Regions from separate parts of the Mus musculus genome. Here region 1 is linked to region 2. A link is a loop called in an ENCODE intact Hi-C map of the cell type or tissue named here. Cell type or tissue: left cerebral cortex. All regions are shown on one strand. Each heading gives the region's core, and the rest is flanking DNA. Links, peaks and the distances in the headings are about the cores only.

Region 1 (9,942 bases), core at 1,149-9,148, 150 kb after region 2:
GATCATCTGCAGTTGCACTGAGATCTGACAATCTTGATAAAGCCAAGTAGAGTAATCGTTCACCCAAAATGCTTGTGACCCTAGGTGTATTTGAGGTTTTTCCCGAGGTTAAAATAGTCATGTTTCTGTAAAATGAAAAATCTGGAGGACCACAGACAAGTATAAAACCCATGCATGCTGCACACACCTTTCTGCTGCATTATCTTTTCTTGGTGAGACATGGAGAAAATGTCCTTTCATCCTAGGTAGGGCATCAGTGATTGACAGAAGTGACTCCATCCAAGTCCACTGCGGTGTACTGGTTAGTTTATGGGGCTTACGTTAAAGGAGTGTGAGTGGCCACAAACAACAACAACAACAACAACAACAACAACCCTGAAAGTTCCATCACATCCCTGCATGGGTGATGGCCACCAGGAAGCTGCATGGATGGAGTCCCCTTCAGTCACCCTTACCTGGGTCAGGGATGCAGAAGGGAGAGAGACACTGGAATTGGAGGTGAGGGTCTAATGACCCATCCCACTCCTTCCTTCTCTGATGGATGGCAACAGAATCTTGTAAAGGTCTCCTGTGGGTGATCATAGCTGTACATGGAAGACAGCGTTTCACAATAACCTATTATGGCTTGAAGGTAACTTTAAAATGATATTTGTTTTATTTTTAAATTGTGTCATTTAAGATATATATTTATATATTTATATTTTATGCTCTCTGTATGTGTGTGTGTGAGAGAGAGAGAGGGGGCGGGGGAGGGAGAAGAGCCCGACTCTTTCAGAGGCAAGCACACCCTAGCTTTGATGTGGAGTAAGCTCTTTCCCACTACCATGTGGGCTCTGCGATTTAATGCTTAGTGTGTCATGCCTGCCAGTGAGGACTTCTACTGACCAAAACATCTCAGCAGCCCTGTGATATGTTTAATGGTTTTGGGCCTGAAACCAAGCTTTGTGGTGTGGAAGTTTCCTCTTGTGACACCGTGGTGGTGCTCATAGAGTTTAGGATTTTGGAGACTTTCCACCCCAGAGTTTTTGGATTACAGATGCTCAACAGTAAGTAGCCCATTAAGTTAATCTTACAGATATTCAGTTAACGTGAAAAATCTTTTAAGAGGTGACCTTAAGCTAAACAGTAAGCTGCCTGTTGTTTACATGGCAGGAAGGCAGTCTTTGTGTCCTTAAAAATAAGCATGGACCTAAAAATATCAGCGCAAATGAGGTAAGACGTGCAAGTTAGGAGTGGCCGTGTGTGCCTGAAGTCACAGCACTTGGAGTTTGAGGCAGGGGAAGTTCAAGGTCAACCTCTGCTACACAACAAATTCAAGGCCAGCCAGGGCCACATGAGACCTCATCTCAAAAAACTGAAAAATAAAATAAAGTCAGGCTTGGTGAAATGGCACTTCAGGCAAAGTGCTCACTGAGGGAGCTTGGTGGCCTGAGCTCAATGCCTGGAGCCCACAAAGAGAAGGCAGAAGGAGGAGGGAGTACAAACCACACAGTCACCCTCTGACCTCTACCCTGTGTCATGCTTGCATCGTGGCTCATGCATGCCCCTCATCCCATACCACGCACATATACAACAGTAATAAAATAAAATAATAGTGACATAGAATCACCAAGAACTAATTGTGTCCACCTATGTATGTGTTCCTATCACACAAGACCTTAGAGTGAGATTCTGAACAAGTTAGTGGTGGTTAACCCATTGGGCCACAAGTTAGTGGCAATTAAACCACCGGACCACACAATGCTGGAGAGACCCCCACAGAGGCCATCATAGCCAGCTCGAAGACAAATCTGCCAGCCTGGTTATGTGTTTTCTTGAGTTCTAATGCGACTCCAGCTATGACCGATAAATCCAAGATCTGTAACAGACAGTCAGTGGCAAGTTTATTAAAGTGTTATAGACAGAATAGTGTGCCCACTCTCCAGAGAAGCCCTAGCCCAGCTCCTCTGGAGTCTGGGCTTGTGTTATGAGGTGGCAAAGGAGACTCTAGGTGGCAGGTGGAATTAAAAGTGCTAATCCAGATGACCTTGAAGAGGTGAGCTGAGGCTGAATCATCCTCCTGGGCTTAGTCCAATCCCAAGGGTCCTAGAGAAGTGGGAATGGAGGAGAAGGAAGGCTCTGGTGTGACAGAATAAGGAAGAGTTTTGTCACCTTTGCTGGCTTTGAACAGGGCAGACGAAAGCCACAAGCCAAGGCACTCCATAACCTTGAAAAGCAGAGATCCCACCAGACTCTCAAAAGGACCAGTAGCCTGATGACATGTTGATTTTGATTTGAGAGCTTGTGCCATACTTCTACAGACATGTGCTTACCTCGCCAAGTCTGGGGAAGCAAGAGCGAGCTGGTAATGAGGTTCCAGGTGAGCCATGACCCTCAAACAAGGACTACCTGGAGATGACAAGCCAAGTGCAAGGGGGTTGGGCATTCCAGAGACCTGAACAACATGCAAAGCTTGATAAATGGGGACACTCGGAGATGACACGCATTTGCAAGTACAGTCACATACATAGCACGATTCTGCTATGGGAATATTCCAGGGATCCTGGAAGTATGTCTAAATTAAGAACGGATTACCCGGGTACAGTGGTACAAATGCATAATCCCAGCACTAATAGTTCGGGAGGTGGAGACAGGAGGATCCAGAGTTTGAAGTTAGCCTGGGCTACCTTTGGAGATCTATCTCAACAACGATAAAAAGTGAGATCAGATTATTGGGTCTCTAAAGCAATGTTAGCCTCTGACCAGCACTTACTATCTCTGAGTTCCTGTGTTAGGAATTCACAGGAGGCTCAGACAGGATGGCTTGTCCCCATGGCATGTGGGTATCAATAGAAAGACTTGAAGCTGAGCAGGCAGAACCATCTAGAGAGGCTCATATTTACACAAGCTCTCTCTAGGTATTACGAATCTCTTCACATCATGGTGGCCAAGGGGAGGCTGGAGAGAGAATAAGAAAGTAGATTCAGTAGAGGGAGAAGGAGAGAAGAGACTGCCAGGCTCTGAACATGAATGTTTCCAAGCCTACACATCTCACATGAAAGCTTTGACTGTGCCCTCTGGTTGAAGGGGTTGAGAAAACATGGTTGCCAGCTCTCATCAAAGCATGGAGTAAAACAGTTATGGGCTCAAATCCTGCCCCAGCCAGTTGTCAGAGTAAGGTTCAGGGTGACGATCACTGATCACCACTCCTTCTCCTGAATGTTGTCCTTGTGACCTGTCTTTTCTAGTTAAGAAAATAAAGGCTCCGGAGCCCCTTGGCTCTGAGCAACGCTTTGTGGGAAGAGCCTAGACTAACTACATCGGCGGATCCAGAAGGGAGACAGCAAATCAAATGCCCAGAGTGGTGCTGCTGAGGTCTGTGTCAGTTCTGTGGCATCTGGTACCAACTACACAGGCTTGGGTCAAGTACCAAGCAGGAACATAGAGTGCTTTGCTCTCCCCTGTGACGTCATTTCATCAGATGGTAGCAAAATCCTGAGAATAAACTCTCTGCTGTGCTCTCTGGACTCTCCCTCCTGCCCCTCCTCTTGTGACCTCTCCCCCAGGGCCATCAGGAACTTCTGTAAGACACTTCCCATTACCCGGCATGGAGACCTATGGCCTGTGCTGAGTGCCAGGCTCACATGACAGCCACACACAGTCAGATGGGAGTCTCACCAGTCTTGAGCTGAGCGTGAAAAGGAGTTGAACCAAACCAGGTCAAGTGAGTGCAGGGAAGCGGATATAGCACAGTCAAGTCCCCTGACACAAGAGGCTGCCTGCATTTCTCAGACGTGCCTCACAGATAGTTTAGGAGGAAGGGCTATGGCGCTGTGTTCAACGGAACATCTTGCCGTTTAAAGCATGGCCATAATGCTGTTCTTATAGATGTCACAATTCATATTAGCTAAGCTTTGGACAACAAAGGTTATGTCAGCTGGATTGGATCTAGAGACTCACTCGGCGGGCAAATCTATGGGCACATTTGTGAGGGAGTTTCTAGATTGGGTCAAGGTAGGTAGGCCTAGTCTACATGTAGATAACATCATTCAATGGGCTTGGGGCCCAGATTAACTGAAAAGGAGAAATCCAGCTTGGATACCAGATCCTCTTTTCTTTTTCCTGTGGACTCAATGGGACCAGCTGGCTCACGCTTCTGCTACCTTGCCTCCCTTGCTATGATGGGCCATATGCTTGAATTGTAAACCCAAACAATCCTGTTTCTTCTTGCTTTCCTTCCTCCCTTCTTTCCTTGCTCTTTTTTTTAAAGAAAATTTTTTTTTATTTTATGTATGCGAGTACACTGTCACTTTCTTCAGACACACCAGAAGAGGGCATCAGATCCCATTACAGATGGTTGTGAGTCACCATGTGATTGCTGGAAATTGAACCAAGGACTTCTAAAAGAACAGTCAGTGCTCTTAACCACTAAGTGGTCTCTCTAGCCTCCTTCCTTGTTCGTTTGTTTGTTTTAAGTTCCAGATATTTATTATTGTTTTAAAATTGTGTGCTTGTGGGTATAGGAGCTCACAGGGGGCAGAAAATGGTGTCAGATGTCCTGGAACTAGAGTTACAGATAGTTGTGAGTTGTCTAGACTGGATGCTGGGAACTGAACTTGGGTCTTCTTCAAAAGCAGTATGTACTTCTAATTGCCAAGCCATCTCTCCAGTGCCAACTTTGGAGACTTCTGGTGACCAGTTTGAGAGTCATCACATCTCACGAGACTAAGAGTACCTCTCATCAATGGACTTTCAATTACTGCTTTAAATGTCTGGAAGGACCATTGCATGAGAAATAATCAGAGTGTTTGGCTGTATTTACTGGAGAGGAGTCAGTAAGAGCCGAATGAATATTTCCGGGGTAGTGTTGATAAGAGAGCTTTATCCAGCACCTACTATGTGCTGGACATGATGAGTGGACCCTGACAGCAGCACTGAAGAAGCCTGTCTTCATGACCAATGAAATTTAATGGGGAAACCATTTCTTGGACACCTACTCTCTATTGGGCACTGCTCCAGGGCCTGAGGATGGGATGGCAGATAAAACAGATGGAATTGTAGCCTTCAGGAACCTTACACCCGAGTTAAGCAAGTAAAGAGTTGTGAGTTAGGTGGGATATGTGGAAAGAAGAAAATTGAGCCAGTGTACTGGTACCCTTTACAACTATAAAACAATAGTCCAAGGCGATGATCCCACGGTTCTAAAGGTCAGAAGTCAAAAGCATGTTGACAGAGCTCTGTCCCTTCTAGAACTTATAAGACAGCTGAGACATCCTTAGAAACTAGTGCTCTTTTTACCCACAAGGAGGTGAGGCACTAGTATTGGTGAACTGGGATGCCACTTTGCACAGGGTATCAGGGAAGGTCTCCTGAGAGGGTGGTTTTACAGTGAATACATACAGGAAACGATGAGGCTGGTGAAGGTTTTGGGGGAAGATGCTCCTGTCACCAGGTGTTCTCAGAGCACATCAAGGAGGTCAGGGTGCCTGGAGAGGATAGGACAGAGTGGAAGCAGAGGTGGTCTAGTGAGAGGGTGAATTGTGTCCCTTGGACACCCATGAACCTCTAAGTTCCATGACCCTCAAACGGGACACATTAAGAGATTGACTCTCTAAAGAGGCATCCAAGTGACGATGAGGTCAACAGGGCTGGCCCTGATCCAACAGGACTGATGTCATTCAATGAAGAGATTAGAGTGTAGACGTAGAGGACACTGGGCAAGGACGCAGGGGTAAAACGCTTGTCTCCGAATTGGGGAGGGGCCCACAGGAGAAGCCAACCTCGCTGACACCTGGATCTTACACTTCTGCTGTTTGAGCTGTGTGGTCTCTGGTGCTCTGACATAGTGGCTAGTGCTCCTGAGAAGAGGGTCGGTCCTGAAGCCCAGAGTTCCGTCTCTTCTGACATGGGTCGTCTCTGCTCTTCTCTGAAGGACATGGACTCTTATGGCCAGGGTTTTGCTCATACAGAGCCACCCTGTGTCACCTGGCCCCTGATACAACCCTGTGTGACTTGGAAGTCAGTTCATGGGCATATAAAACCACCACTACTCTGTCCACTGTTGTTGCTATGAATAATGGAGTCTTGTGTCTTCTAATCAGTCCCTTGGGATTGTGGTAGACCAATTGACAAGCTTAGTAGGATAATGCACACTGGAGATGCAGCTCAGATGAGGAAAGAAGATCAGAATTCAAGGTCAACCTTGGCTAAACAGCAAGTTTGAGAGTAGCCAGAGATATGTAAATCTCAAAATAAAAACAAACACAAGCTGTGGAAATGGAGACTCTACCCAGCTTGTGGTATGCATGCAAGCCAGGAGGGCTGGGGGAGCCAGGGAGGATGGGTGGCGTTGGAGGGAGAGCTGTGACCAGAGGAGAGCCATGGCCTAGAGGCTCACTAGAACTACTTTCTTGAGACTGGTCAATGAGGAAACAGGAAAAGGGAAGATGCCTAGGTTAGGTCTCATTCACTAATCCGAGACTACATAATGAAGCCTCAGCAGGATGACAGAAAGCGAGAAGATTCTGGCTCCGTCCAAAGGCAGAGCTGACATTCTGGGATCTAAGAGAACAAGGGAAGAAAAGACCACACACTGCATTTTCAAATTAGTGAACAAAGGTCTGTACTGCCTCGGACTGGGGTGGGAAGAGGTTCACAGGTATGGGGAAGATGTCTGATTTTTATTTTGTTATTATATTTTTAAAGCAGAGTCTCACCTTGGGTCCACAGCAATCCTCTGGTTTTAGTCTCTTAAGTGCTGAGACTACAGGATGTCCAACAGGAGAAAAGTCATGTTCAATCCAAAAGTTGGATGTGATGAGGAGGGGACAGGTGGATAGGTCTGGGACAGAAAATTTAGTGTCATCAACCTCTATATGATATTCAAAGGCATAAGAGAGGCAAATAAAACAGGTCTAAGGTTGACTCCCAGCATCATCCATATTTAAACCTTAGAGAAGTACAAAGGAACCCCCAAAGAGATTGAGAAGCCAGATGTGAAGCAGGGGAGTCCTGGAACTATTTCACAAAGAGTTGGGGTTTCAAGGTGGAGTAGGGACGAACAGTAGAATGAACCCACATGCCAGCATCTCTATTAGTGTTTCTGCTAAGGACGAAGATAGAGGCAAGGCACAGAACAAGCCAGGGCCTCTGCTGTGTTAGGGACAAGGAAGGCTGAACAGTACACTGGCTTGAGGAACACTGGAACTCGGAAGAGTTCCAAGAACCAAGAGCTAGGCTGCCTGGGGCCCTGGGCTGCCCATTAGCTTGCATTTGAACCAGGTAAAGCCCAGGGCATTTGAATCAGGAATGTGGGCTGTTTATAAAACACCCCTGCATGGTGAGACAGTGCATAGACCCAGGACCTTTACGGCCTCGGACTCGTCCTGGATCCTTGGAAATCTACAACAATCTAATTCATTTGGAGTCGTTGGCATGAGCTCTCAGCTGCAGTGCGGTCTAGCTTCATGGGCTCCTGGACTGGGCTAAAGTGGGGTTAGTGTCGGGCGCTCGGAGGGCTGCGGCGTGGAGGTTACAACTCAGTTGTGCAACATTTTCGTGGAAAAGCCTAGAAGCCCCCGTGGAATTCCGTCTCACCTACCACCCCAGCCTCAGGTTTAGTTTATTGATGAAGCGTTGGACTCCCGTGTATCCCATGGGAAGGGAAGTAACTATCCTGCTGGGTTTAGAAAGGAGGCAGAAAGTTGCCAGACGGGGGGAGGGGACCCCGCGCGTCGCAGAGGTTCCTTAAGCGCTCAACTGGCAAACAAACAAAAGCGCGGGCGGGCGGGCGGGCTCGTGCGCCACCTTCCCCGTACAGAGGCGCGGGGGCTGGCACGGGGCAGTAGGGATAACCGAGAGGGACCAGGGCTCTCAGCTCGCAGATCCGCGGGCTGTAGCGGCATCCGGACGTCCCGCGGGGCCCGCCCAGTGCGCTGCGACGCGATCGCACAGCGCACCCCACGCGCGCGGGCCGGCCGGCGTGATGGACTACAAGTCCCAGCAAGCCCAGAGGCAGCGCGGGGCGGGGTCTGGCGCAATTCCCCGGGATCCGGCGCGCTGGGAAGCGCCGCCGAGGACGCAGCGGCGGCCGGAGGGCGGCGAGCGCAGGCGGGGGCGGGGCCGACGTGGGCCAGAGCCCTGCGTGCCAGGGAGGGGGCTGGCCGGGCAGCGGCGGGCGGCGCTCGGAGCGGTCTCCGCGGCTGGCAAGGCGCCTACAGCTCGGTCCCGGCTTGGCGGACGGCGCAGGGCAGCTGAGGGCCCCGGCCCGCGCGGTAGCGCGGCACTCACAAGCGCGCGGACCCAGCCGCAGCCGTGCGCCCGGAGCAGAGCGGCCACTGCCCGGGGGCCTCGGCCCCGGCGCTCGCAGCGCCGTGCTGCCTGCGCTTTAATGGCTGCTCGGCCGGCCGGCGTGTAGGGGTGCGGGCGGCTGCGGCGCGGGAAGGCGCCCGAGCGAGCCTCCTCCGCGGCCGGCCGCGCTCCATGGCGCCGCGGTCTTCCCGGACGGCCCGCTGACCCGGGACGCTGGTCCCTGCTATGAACTGAGCCCCTCTACTGCTTCATCCTCAGCGTTCTTTTCTTTTTCTTTTTCTTTTTCTTTTCTTTTCTTTCTTTCTTTCTTTCTTTCTTTCTTTCTTTTTTTTTTTTTTTGCGCCTCCTCGGCTCCGTGCTCCCCGGGGGCTGCGGCGCCCCGGGTCTCGGTGGCCCGCGGGGCTCCGGGGCGCGGGGCGGCGACGACGGGGGGCGCGCGGCTTTGGGCGCCGCGCCTGCACCATGAACTACCAGCAGCAGCTGGCCAACTCGGCTGCCATCCGGGCCGAGATCCAGCGCTTCGAGTCGGTCCACCCCAACATCTACTCCATCTACGAGCTGCTGGAGCGCGTGGAGGAGCCGGTGCTGCAGAACCAGATTCGGGAGCACGTCATCGCCATCGAAGGTGAGGGCCAGGCCGCCCGGGGCTTCTGGAAAGCGCGGGGGAGCGGGCGCCCCTGGCGCGGCGGGGTGTGTGCGCGCGTGTGTGCTTGCGTGTGTACACACGCGGCTGCCCGGCGGAGAGAGCACTGCGGTGCCTCTTGTCCCGCAAGGCCGGCCAGTCAGCCAGGGAAGATGGGTTGTCAGCGTTCATTTGATAATGGACAATGGAGTCTCTCCTGTGAGAAAGTGGCACGGTGCTGCTACGTCCGGGGCGGCCCGCAAGCCCCGTCCGGGCCCAGCAGACGCCTGGGGGCAGCTGCTTGGGATGGCGCCACTGGATCCCTGACAGGTTATCAGGCCCGGCCTGAGTGTCTTTCGTGGACGTTGAAGATGTGTTTTGAGAAGCGCTGCTGCTGGGGATGCTGTTCCGGCCAGCTTATTCAGTTGCTTCATGGCTGGCTACCCCCCCCCCCCTCCAGTTCGCGGATACAGGGGAGGTGGCACATGTAGGAAGCCAATGGGACCCAGGCAGTATCATGCCCCAGTGCTGATCGGACTGGCGTTGTACAAACGCTGGCCGTTTTGTACTAAAATCCTGAGGCAAATTATAACCCTTCTTGGGAGGCAGGACACCTTGATACTGTCTTGCTGAAAGGGGCACTTTAATCCGTCGGCTACTTGGGAGCCACCCAAGGGGCGGAAAAGTGGATGATCTTGCTGCCTGTAAGCCTGTGTTTGCACAGAACACTGTTTTGAGCCCCCAGTGTCAGGCAAGGCAGTATCCCTGCAGGGGAGGATGGAGCCGGTGGCTTTGCCCTGGCTTGTGCTCTCTTTGGACTACCCATGGCTCCCGTTTCTCTCCTACTAGGTGCCTGACCTGTTTCCTTGGGTTGTTTCTTCGGGCCTGCCATCATTTACCTGGGGGAGCAGGTGGCATCTAAATGGGTAATGTGTCATAGATCAGCCAGTGGATTAGCAGTCTATCCTCTTGAGTTGCTGTTGGCCAGTGACAGTAAAAGGCCTGCAGGTGGCTTGTCCTAGTGTAATACT
Region 2 (9,942 bases), core at 1,400-9,399:
AAAGACAATGTTCAGCTTCATATGAACATTGGTGGCATGCACCTTAATCCTGTTATTCCCATTGTGAGTCAAGAGACAGACACCCATAATCCCAGGAGCCTGCTAGCCTGGCATGTGTTTACACAGTCTGTCAGCAAACAAATGGGAGAAACCTGCTTCGACAAGGTGGGGAGAACTAACTCTTCAAAGCTGTCCTCTAGCCTCTACACATGCTCAGTGGCACACATGTGCCCACGTGCACATACTGCACACACACCAATAATATAACAGCAACAACAATAATAATAATAACAAACAATACTTTTAGAAGGCAGGTCTTTGGTGTGGTTGGCTTAAAACAAAGAAAGAGAAATATGACAAGATCTAGCACAAAAAGACCCATGAGGTGGAGAAACACAACAGGGCCAGAAGGAAGACAGACATGGCATCAGAAGATGTGGGAAGAGAGCTATGCTGAAGAGCACTGGCTGCTCTTTCAGAGGTCCCAGGTTCAGTTTTTAGCACTCAGGGGCTCACAACCACCTGTAACTCCAGTTCCAAGGGATCTAACACATTCCTCTGATCTCCAAGCACACACGTGGAACAGACTTAAATGCAGTCAAAACATTCATATACATAAAGTAAAATAAAAAATAAAACTAAAGCCAGGAGTGGTGGCACATGCCATTAATCCCAGCACTTGGGAGGCAGAGGCAGGCAGATTTCTGAGTTTGAGGCCAGTCTGGTCTACAAAGTGAGTTCCAGGACAGCCAGGACTATACAGAGAAACCCTGTCTCAAAAAAACCAAAAAATAAAATAAAATAAAACTTAAAAAAAAAAAACCAAAAACACAGGGTCAGATATGGGAGAAACCCATCGTCTTAAAAGAAGGGACTATAGGAGTCACAGGTGAAGGACATTAGGCTAGCAGCAGAAATTGCACACCCAACTGGTCTGCAGCTGGCCAGGAGACTGGGACGCCAGCCCCTATTAGGCCATGGTCTACCCTGCCCCCTACAGCAGAAAGTGCCACTAGAGACCCCTCAGGGCTGCTGTGTGATTATCACCCCTGTACAGAGCTGCAGTGAGGAGTACACAAGGGACAGGGACAGAAGAGCAGCTGCTACAGGACATCACTCACCGTTGTCCCAGTGCAGGTAGTCATGGCCACTCCCATTGCTGTCTGGAAAATCCCAGAAGATGGACAGGGTCTTTGTAAGCCATGAAGCCCTTTTCAACATGCAAAGTAGAATTTAGTGGTGGCGGGGATTGTATTTTTTCACGGGTTCATAAAGAGTTTCTCAATACATGTTAAGGCAGAAATGTGTCCCTCTGTATTTATGGCCCCAATAAAACAAGTTCTCATACCTGTCATCTATTGTAAAGCTGGAGAAAGGCCAGATTTTTAAGCTCCCTTTCCATTAATAGTTACAAAACAAAGAAACTAAATAATTCAACAGTCAAATGATTTGTAAGGTGTGGAAAATAAAACACCACATGCTAAAGTATAGTTATAATAGTGAATCAAGTCAAGTCTTAAAATTGAATTGGGCATTAGAATTTGGAGGTAGGGTTAATTTAGGAGCTTTCAAGTAATAGGGGAAAAATCATGAAATAAACATTCAAAAGGTTTGGTAATAAAAATGTTTAAAATATATGTCCAGATGAACTGAGATTAAATGTTCTCAGAAATATTTATATTATAAAATTCACAGAAATTGGTTAGAAAAGAGTTGAATACTAAGCACACAGTGTCAAAGGATTTCAACCCACGCATGGGACACATCTTATTAATTCATTCATGGGGGTCACAGATCAAACACCCGTGTGTTCTCTGTGTGTCCACGTGGTGTTCTAAGCACTGGCGTGCTGAGCCTTCACCTCTACAGCAGCCTTCTCAAAGCTCCTGTCGCTTCTCTTTTACAGATGGGGATCGAGGCGCAACGAGGTGAACTAACTCCTTGCAGCCATGCTGCCAGGAAAGGGCAAAGCCATGGTTCACACTCAAGGTCTATTTTCTCTCACTCATGATATTCCATGATGGAAGACAAGGAAGAGGGGCGACGCATCCAAGGCAGTGGGGGATGAGCAAGCTTTGCAGCAGTCAAGGCAGCAGGAGCAACCGAGGATGTAAGAACGCTGGAATGAATTAGTGCCTCACAAGCACGGAGCTATGTTTGCAGTAACATGTTCATGCATGCAGACGATGATGGTTGGGAGTTATGTGTGGCCTCTTAGTATGTCTACTTCCCTGTGACCAAGTATCTGACAGGAGCCACGGTGGGAAGGAAAGGTTTCTTTGAGCGATTGGTTCCCAGGGGAGCTTCAGTCCATCGTGGCTGAGAAAGTATGGTGGCTGGAGTGTACAACAGACTTCTCACACTACTGCTGGCCAGGATGATCAAAACCAGAGGCAGCTACCACCTCCAAGACCTGCTCCTCCTGACTCAACCTCCTCCGGTGAGGCCAAGGCTAAACAATAGCATCACTAGCTGGATCAAGTATTCAAGTACAGGCGCCTGTGGGACATTTTAAACACAATCCCTGCAAAGTGAAGGTGGTTGGCATGGTGATCAGATGCCAAATAGAAGGAAAAGGTCAAGCAGTGTCAAGACTGCCTGTTCCTGGCACACAGTGCACACTTGCTCCCTGCAGAAGCTTCCAGGCACTCAGGGGCCCTTGGATGCATCCCTGGAGGATGCCTGTCTGTTGTGCCACATTCTTTGGGCATCTTTCCGAGTTCCCTGGTCATAAGGCAGCCCAGTCCCATGGTGTGAGGCCCCATTCACCCCAATCCCCATTGTGGAGCCTCAGTTCCCACCACAGACTCAGCCTGGGGTGTAGTGTGAGAGAAAACCCATAGGTGAAGTTCAAAGGTGTCATTACACTCATCCAAAACACACAGCTCTCCTCCCAGCATAAATCCGAGTCCAGAATATCATATTGTCGACTGGGTAGTGCAGAGGGACGCGCACAGGAGGTTTACTGGGTAATTTCTTCTATGGAAGGAGAATACAAGAGCACAATACAAGACATCACACCACTCATTCTGGATTTGAAATGGGACAGTTCCTTGGTAACCAGCGCTTTCAAAACCTGCACATCTTTGCATATAGCACACTTCTGTCAGAAGACGTTTAAGGATGCTGTGTCTGACGTTGACAGTGATCCTGACAAGGGCATTTTTCTGCTTACTCCATTTTAACTGCACAGGTCTGAGGCCTGGGAGCCATTGAAGGTGTGTAATTTAAAACACAAACTCAAAATAACCCTGTCTTAATAGACGGAGTGACTTCTAGGGATGATAATCAGAAGGGGACTGAGCAGAGTTCTTTCTTTGGTCTAGCTTTGTGTGTGAGAGTAACAGATTAGCTCACACTTGCTCAGTACCCTATCATTTTTTTTCCTGTGTGCCCTGTGAAGTCCCCAGGGCTGACCCTGCCCTAAGGACTTAGCCCCAGAGAAACCAAAGTGGTGAGACAAACAAGCCTCAGTTCTCTGTGTCCTCTCTCGGAGGAGGGTGCTTTTGGGTGCCAGTTTTATAGATGAGGGAACTGAAGTAACACTGTTCCACTCTCCTAGCCAATGAATGAAAGATCAGCATTGAGCTGTCAGTTCTAGGTCAACAGATTCTAAGCAGAAGTTCTCAACATGGAGTCCCTGGACACGCAAGGTTGGCATCACCTCACTAGATACTCAGCTCACCTTCCAGTGCCGCATCCACACTCCTGAAGGCAAGAGCCGAATGTGCAAGCCCTGTGGGCTGTTGATGCTCTCTCCTATACCTCCACACCTGCCTGTGTATCTGTAGAGATCACATCTCCATTCTTCTGCTCTGTGTTTGTATAGTTGCGTCTCTATACCATCTATGTCTCTAACACTGGCCACTGTCTCCAAGGTATGAGTCCTAAGCCTACATACTTTCCACCAACCATGTCAGTTCTTCTTAGCTCTGCCTGGACAACTCACCCTCTGCCTCCCAACACACACACACACACACACACACACACACACACACACAAGCAGATAACAACAAAACTCATTGTCCTAACAATGCCCAAGGCAGTTAGACAGGAAGCTCTGTGGTGGTGCCAGGCAGAGCCTGAGAGATGAGATGAGAGAGATGAGACCAGCACGCTATGAACAGGTTTCATAGGCTGTGAAGCTGGCCCACACCCAGACTTCTCCAGCCATACAAGAGCCCTCATGGTTTGAATGTGAACTGATTCTCACAGGCACATGTCTTTAAATTCTTGGCCCCCTGATAGTGGCACTGTTTTTGGAAGGTTGTGGAACTTTTAGAGGGTAGTCTCAGTAGAGGAAGTGGGTTGTAGCTTGACTTTGTAGCTTGGCCTCACTTCCCACTTTCTGCTCACTAACTCAGTTGCAATGTAATCCAGTCACCTCACTCTCCTGCCGCCATGCCTGCCCTACCATGATGGACTAGATTCCCTTAAACTCTGAGGCAAAATAAACCCTTCCTCCTTAAACTGCCTCTGTGTATGGACAGTAAAACCACTGCAGCCCATAACATCTGATGGCCATGCATGTGAGCTGAGATGTTTTACACATCGTGTGTGTGTGTGTGTGTGTGTGTGTGTGTGTTTACCACATGGTGTGATGCCATGTGCAGCGAGGACCACATGGTGTGATGGTGGCCTGTGCATGCTCAGAACCAAGGCTAAAGCAAACTCACAAGATACAACATGAGTAAGCACTGACAAAAATACCCCAGATTCATTTTACATTTGATTTTGAACCATTTTTTGGTCATTAAATGCTCAGTAACCTTTTCCTGTTGCCTAAATTTTTTTCCTAATGTCCCCTACTCCACATTCAGTTATGCCTCCAACCCCATATAAGTATTGTGAACCATGGTTTAAGAACCCCTGCTCTGGTCCAAGGGTTCATACAAACTGTCACTATGGTGCTTCGCAAAGAAGGAAGATCCTGTTATTGGAAGCAGGATGTCTGTGAGCCACCCTTTCCTCTAACACACCCACCCACACACCAGGGTTTGTGCAGTTCCTGCCAGTGGAATTTATCAGCAGTCTTCTGTTGGGTCCCGCCCCCCCCCCCAGCCTGTAGCGTATTTCATCAAAGGGTGCAGGAGAATCAGCATGAAACATGGCCGACCATGGATGTCACAGCCTTAGCCAATAGAATCCCTTCATTTTCGCTACATCCTATTGTCCAGGTAAATGGCTACGTTCAGGCCATTGTCAAGGAGGAAAGTGTCCTATTAGGGGTAGAGACGGTTAGGCCAGGTCTTCATGGAAGCCACCTTAGGAAGAGGGCATTCATGGGTGCTGTATTCGTTTTCTGGGGACTACCCTAACAAAGCACAGACACAGACCACCTTTGACCCTCTAGTCTCCTGTCTCCCCCACCCCTGTCTCTATCCACCCTCCAGCCCAACTCTTCTCTCTGATCTGTTGTACAGTGCTCCTTCCAGGCTGGTGGTGGCAGAAAACTTCCAGTAAATCCCCCGGTGTCACCACCGGGGTTAGGTATGGGTTACGCCCTCCCTGGCAGTGCCTCTTACAGGGGATTACATTTCCCCTCAGTTGCTTCACTGTGGGCATTCCCTGCCCTTCACTCTACTGCCCCCCGCCACTCTCCTCCCTACAGAATTCCAGCCACTTCTCTACTTCCACAGCCAATGGCATGGCTCTTGATGAAACAGATGGGTACACACGCCAGGCTAGAAAAGTCTTTCTAGAGATCATTGTGCAGGGCCTACATCTCAGGCCACCTTTTCAGTTATGAAAGAAGAGAAACAAAACACCCACGTCTTAAATGTGACAGTACTGGGGTCGCGCGAAGGGGCAGATGGCACCACAACCTGGGTGAAGTCCTCAAAGTCACCAGTCCACCCTCCCCCACACCTGACACACTGAGGCCCATGAACTCAGGCCAGGGCAGGTGACCTACAGGGCTCTACCTTGGGGCTCTGCTGACAGAACCCAGAGCTTACCACTCCCTCATGGCTTCCCAGTCCTACAGTTGTGCTTGTTTAGTCAATCCCCTATCTCCTTTCCAATGATGTCCTGGGAACTACGTATAGAGATGCATGTTTGGACCTGGCCTGCTCAGAGACCTGGCCCACCCCATGGCTCAGGTACACAGAAGAACTAAAGACTCCCTCTGGAGAGGAAAGGATAGGTTCTATCAGGAAAGGTTCCTGTGACACTGGAGAGTGATCCAGGGGCCTATTCTGGGTCTGTCACAATGTGCCTGAGAGAAGAGTTTGAGTGAGTTCTACCATTCTGACTCACCATTTCCCAAAGCCCTGATGTCTCACTTGGAAAATGGCATAAGATGAAGACTTATCACATGAACTCTGTAAAGGGAATACAGTTCTTGGGGGGAAGGGGGGAGGGGGCGGGACCTGGGGGTTTGGGAGGGGGGGCATCCTACCATGTGTAAAGCCAATGGTTGTGTGAAGGAAATAAAATCATTGAGACTCAAAGGAGCCTTGGAGGTGCTCCTGTTAAGAAAGAAGTCAAGGTCCTGAACACGTGTTATCCCAGACAGTCAGCAGTCACAGCTGGCCTCTGTCCCCATGCCTGCCTAGCTGTGGGCCCAGTCCATGCCCCGCCCCCACCCTCAGTCTGGGGGTGGGGGGCGGGAAGCTTTCTCGGAGAGCAGACACATTGTCTACGCCCACCAGAGAGAGGTTGGCAGCCAAAATGATGCCCACGAAGCAAACAGCAACATTTCAGGGTGCCCGACAGTGTGAGAGATGCAGAGGAGTCACGCTGCATCTTCCAGACACACACACACAAGCATTTCTCAACCCAGAAATCATTTTCAAAGGAAAACGCCAGGGAGATAATAGTGGGTTTGTAGAAAAAGAGGAAACCAGCACGGCTGGGCATTTCTGCTCTCTTTGGAAACCACAGAAACCACATCAGGAACAAATGAGACTAAAGAAGGCTTCCTGCCAGGGAGGGGAGGCGGATGAGACTCCTGAAGTCCCTGAGACAGAGATGGGAAGCGGAAGATGCTTCTCCAAGCACAGGCTGTTCCCACGGTCGGCAAACACGCGTCTTCCGCGTCTTCCGTGAGACACACAGTTTGACAATTCAGCGTTCAGCCGACTCGGCCGCCATGCAGCCCAGTGCCCAGGAGGCTCCTCAGCAAAGCTTAGTGAGAAGTGGGGGTCCGGGGATCTGACACCAGGCCTGACGGGAGCCCCGCCACAAGAAGAAATGGCATCCCGCTTTCGGTTACATTTACGTTTGTAGGAGATCTTTCTCCGGATCTGCAGCGCGTCTGCTAGCTTTGATTGAGTCACCCTCAGGTTCTCCATCATCCCCTAAAGCTGCGCAGAGAGGAACGCCATGATTCAGAGTTCAGGGTTAAGAGTAGCACCAAATGTCTCCCATCCCTCCAGCTGATGAGTCCAGTCGATGAGCTGACGGTGGTAGCCAAAGGAGACTCGCAGGCCCCTTGGAGGAATGGATCATTAAACTCATTCAGATGGTTCCGGCAGCTGAGTTGGAGGGGGGGGCACCCTGACAGGGTGGGAGCCGGGGAGGGGACAGCTGTGATGACATTTTGCACGGGCACTCCTGATCCCATTACACACCGTTTCTCCTCTTTCACTTTTTAAGATCACATCAACTGCAAATATAATCTCTGGGTGTTCTCGGAGAGATAATGGCACAGCTTTTGGTAGGTACCCCTGTTTTACTACCAGAATTTCTGAAGCATTTGATCCTGGTTGCAAAGCACATTTCTGAGGTCAAGATCAATGCTACTAACCCAGGGAAGTAAGCTAAAATGACTTGGGACACCTGACCACATTACCTTTGCCCTGCTTTTAATTTGTATTTTATTTATGTGTGTGTGTGTGGGGGGGGTATTTTTCCTGCACATGTGTCTGTGCATCATGTGAGTGCTCCCCATTTTGGAACTTTTATTTTTATTTATGTGCATATCTATGTGTCTCTCAGTGTATACCACTTGTGGATGTAAAGATCCCCTAGAGCTAGACTCACTGGCAATTGTGAGCCACTCCATGTGTGCGCTGGGAACCAAATGGGACTCCTCTCAGGAGGAGCAAACACTCGACCTCTGGCCATCTCTCCAGCCCCTACAGAAAGAAGAAAAAAACCATTTTTAAAAGGGGGGTCTTACTATGTAGCCCAGGCTATCCTTGAACTTAATATCCTCCAACCTTAGCCGCCTGAGTGCTAATAGGAGTGTGGTTCCACAGCCATGCGTGTCTGAAACTTTATGAAAGAACGAGTTCTACCAGGGATCTGCAACCCTATAGGTGGAACAACAATATGAACTAACCAGTACCCCCAGAGCTCGTGTCTCTAGCTGTATATATAGCAGAGGATGGCCTAGTTGGCCATCACTGGAAAAAGAGGCCCCCTGGTCTTGCAAACTTTATATGCCCCAGTACAGGGAAATGCCAGGGCTAAGAAGCAGGAGTGGGTGGGTAGGGGAGCAGGGTAGAGGGAGGGTATAGGAAACTTTCAGGATAGCATTTGAAATGTATATAAAGAAAATATCTAATAAAAAATAAAATAAAAAAAAAAAAGAATGAGTTCTACCACAGTCAGGCACACAGCTATAGTTGTGGGATTAGCTTCAGACAACTCAGAGAACAATAGATGAAGGAAGAAAATAGCACACAGACGTCTCAGCAGACGGAGGGAAAGTACTCAGCAGTGTTTACTATGTTTGAAGAAATACTTAGCAAAGTAAAAAGGGGGGATTTCCCTTATTTGACTTGTTGTGTAACAAACATCTGGAGACAGCCAGAAACCCTCTAAAGCCATTCCATGGGGGGCCATGAGATAGAATGGCCATTTCACTGGCATTGGTGGATGCCGTGGTCAACAGCACAAAGGGCTTAAGATTTCAATGGGGAAGGACAAGAGGTCATTACCATGAGATGGTCTACCTGAGGTACACAATGGGTTCCATAGTGTGTTGGAGCCAAAAAATACTGTTCACTAAAGGTTTATTATGAGACCTTTTCAAAATAGACAGTTTTAAAACAACAGGGTCTTGCTATGCAACCCAGTCTGGCTTGGACCTCTCCATCCTCCTGCCTCAGCTTCCAAAGCACTGCGATCACCACCCTGCACCACATCCCTGCTCAGACCTTGGATGTCGTGTTCTAAGCCAGTGAGAAGCACTCCCAGGGTAGCACATGCTTGGGTGCTCACAAGTCAGATGAGCCTGTAATCTGAAGGTTTCTGATGGAGAAACAGAACAGAAGATGTGCTTGAATGGATGGAGAGACGACCCGGACTGTTGGGAGAGGCGGTTTCCTGCCACAAAGATGTTAACTATTCCCAACCCGATCTATAAATTCGGCGGGAGCTCAGTGAGACTTCAGTTTGTTTTTAGAAATGGAGTAACTCATTTGAAAACTTCATGGTGAAATGAAAGTCCACTAATACTTAAGTTGATCTTACAAACAAGGAACAGATGGTTTGAATTAACACATATTAAGTCTGTCTTCAAGGTCGTGGGAATGTGGCATTGAGTCTGGAACAGACAAATAGATGAGTCGGGCAGAACAGCGAGTTCTCAAAGAGGGCACTATGGGAACTCAATGCCTGTTAGTGACACAGTGACACATGCCAGTGGAAGGGTGTATCTTGCCAATGATCTTGGGAAAATTGACTTTATACATGGAAAAAATTCGACAGAGATGCCTAAGCCCAACACCAGGAAGAGAGGCATCTGTTCATATGAAAAACCAAAACGAGGCAGGAAAACTCTGAAGTCAGGAGAAGAAAAGGTCGCATAGTGTGATGAATTGGGTTAGGAAAATCCTTCTGAAATAAAGGTACAGATTACACGGCAAACTTGATAAAAAAGGAATAAGTATATTAAGATAAGGATTTGTATTCAGAAAAGAACATAGTGGACCAGGTGGGTGGAGGACAGTTACTACAGATAACACTGACAGGTGTGCACATGCAAAGCAT

The links. Peaks named below come from ENCODE experiments on the same cell type or tissue, not always from the same donor. Only the 100,000 strongest peaks of a DNase experiment are listed, where the experiment ranks them.
Region 1: it touches region 2 in a loop (2.1-fold over the local background); 2 of 42 quality-filtered maps call a loop at or near these places.

The regions. Positions count from the first base shown.
Region 1 is chr1:89,446,679-89,456,620 of GRCm38, forward strand. It overlaps Agap1 (ArfGAP with GTPase domain, ankyrin repeat and PH domain 1), which reads left to right and starts at 8,133. Exons shown (of 18, transcript NM_178119.3): 1 at 8,133-8,914. The coding sequence starts at 8,752. In left cerebral cortex, for the core only: a CTCF peak has its summit at 4,306 (motif pointing right); DNase peaks (open chromatin) are centred at 8,031 and 8,920; H3K4me3 peaks cover 1,857 bases; H3K27ac peaks cover 1,682 bases.
Region 2 is chr1:89,295,867-89,305,808 of GRCm38, forward strand. No RefSeq gene overlaps it. Among named protein-coding and RNA genes, the nearest start is that of Gm41913, 87 kb to the right of the region's middle. In left cerebral cortex, for the core only: no CTCF peak of the experiment used is centred there; DNase peaks (open chromatin) are centred at 6,232 and 6,802; H3K4me3 peaks cover 630 bases; H3K27ac peaks cover 1,014 bases.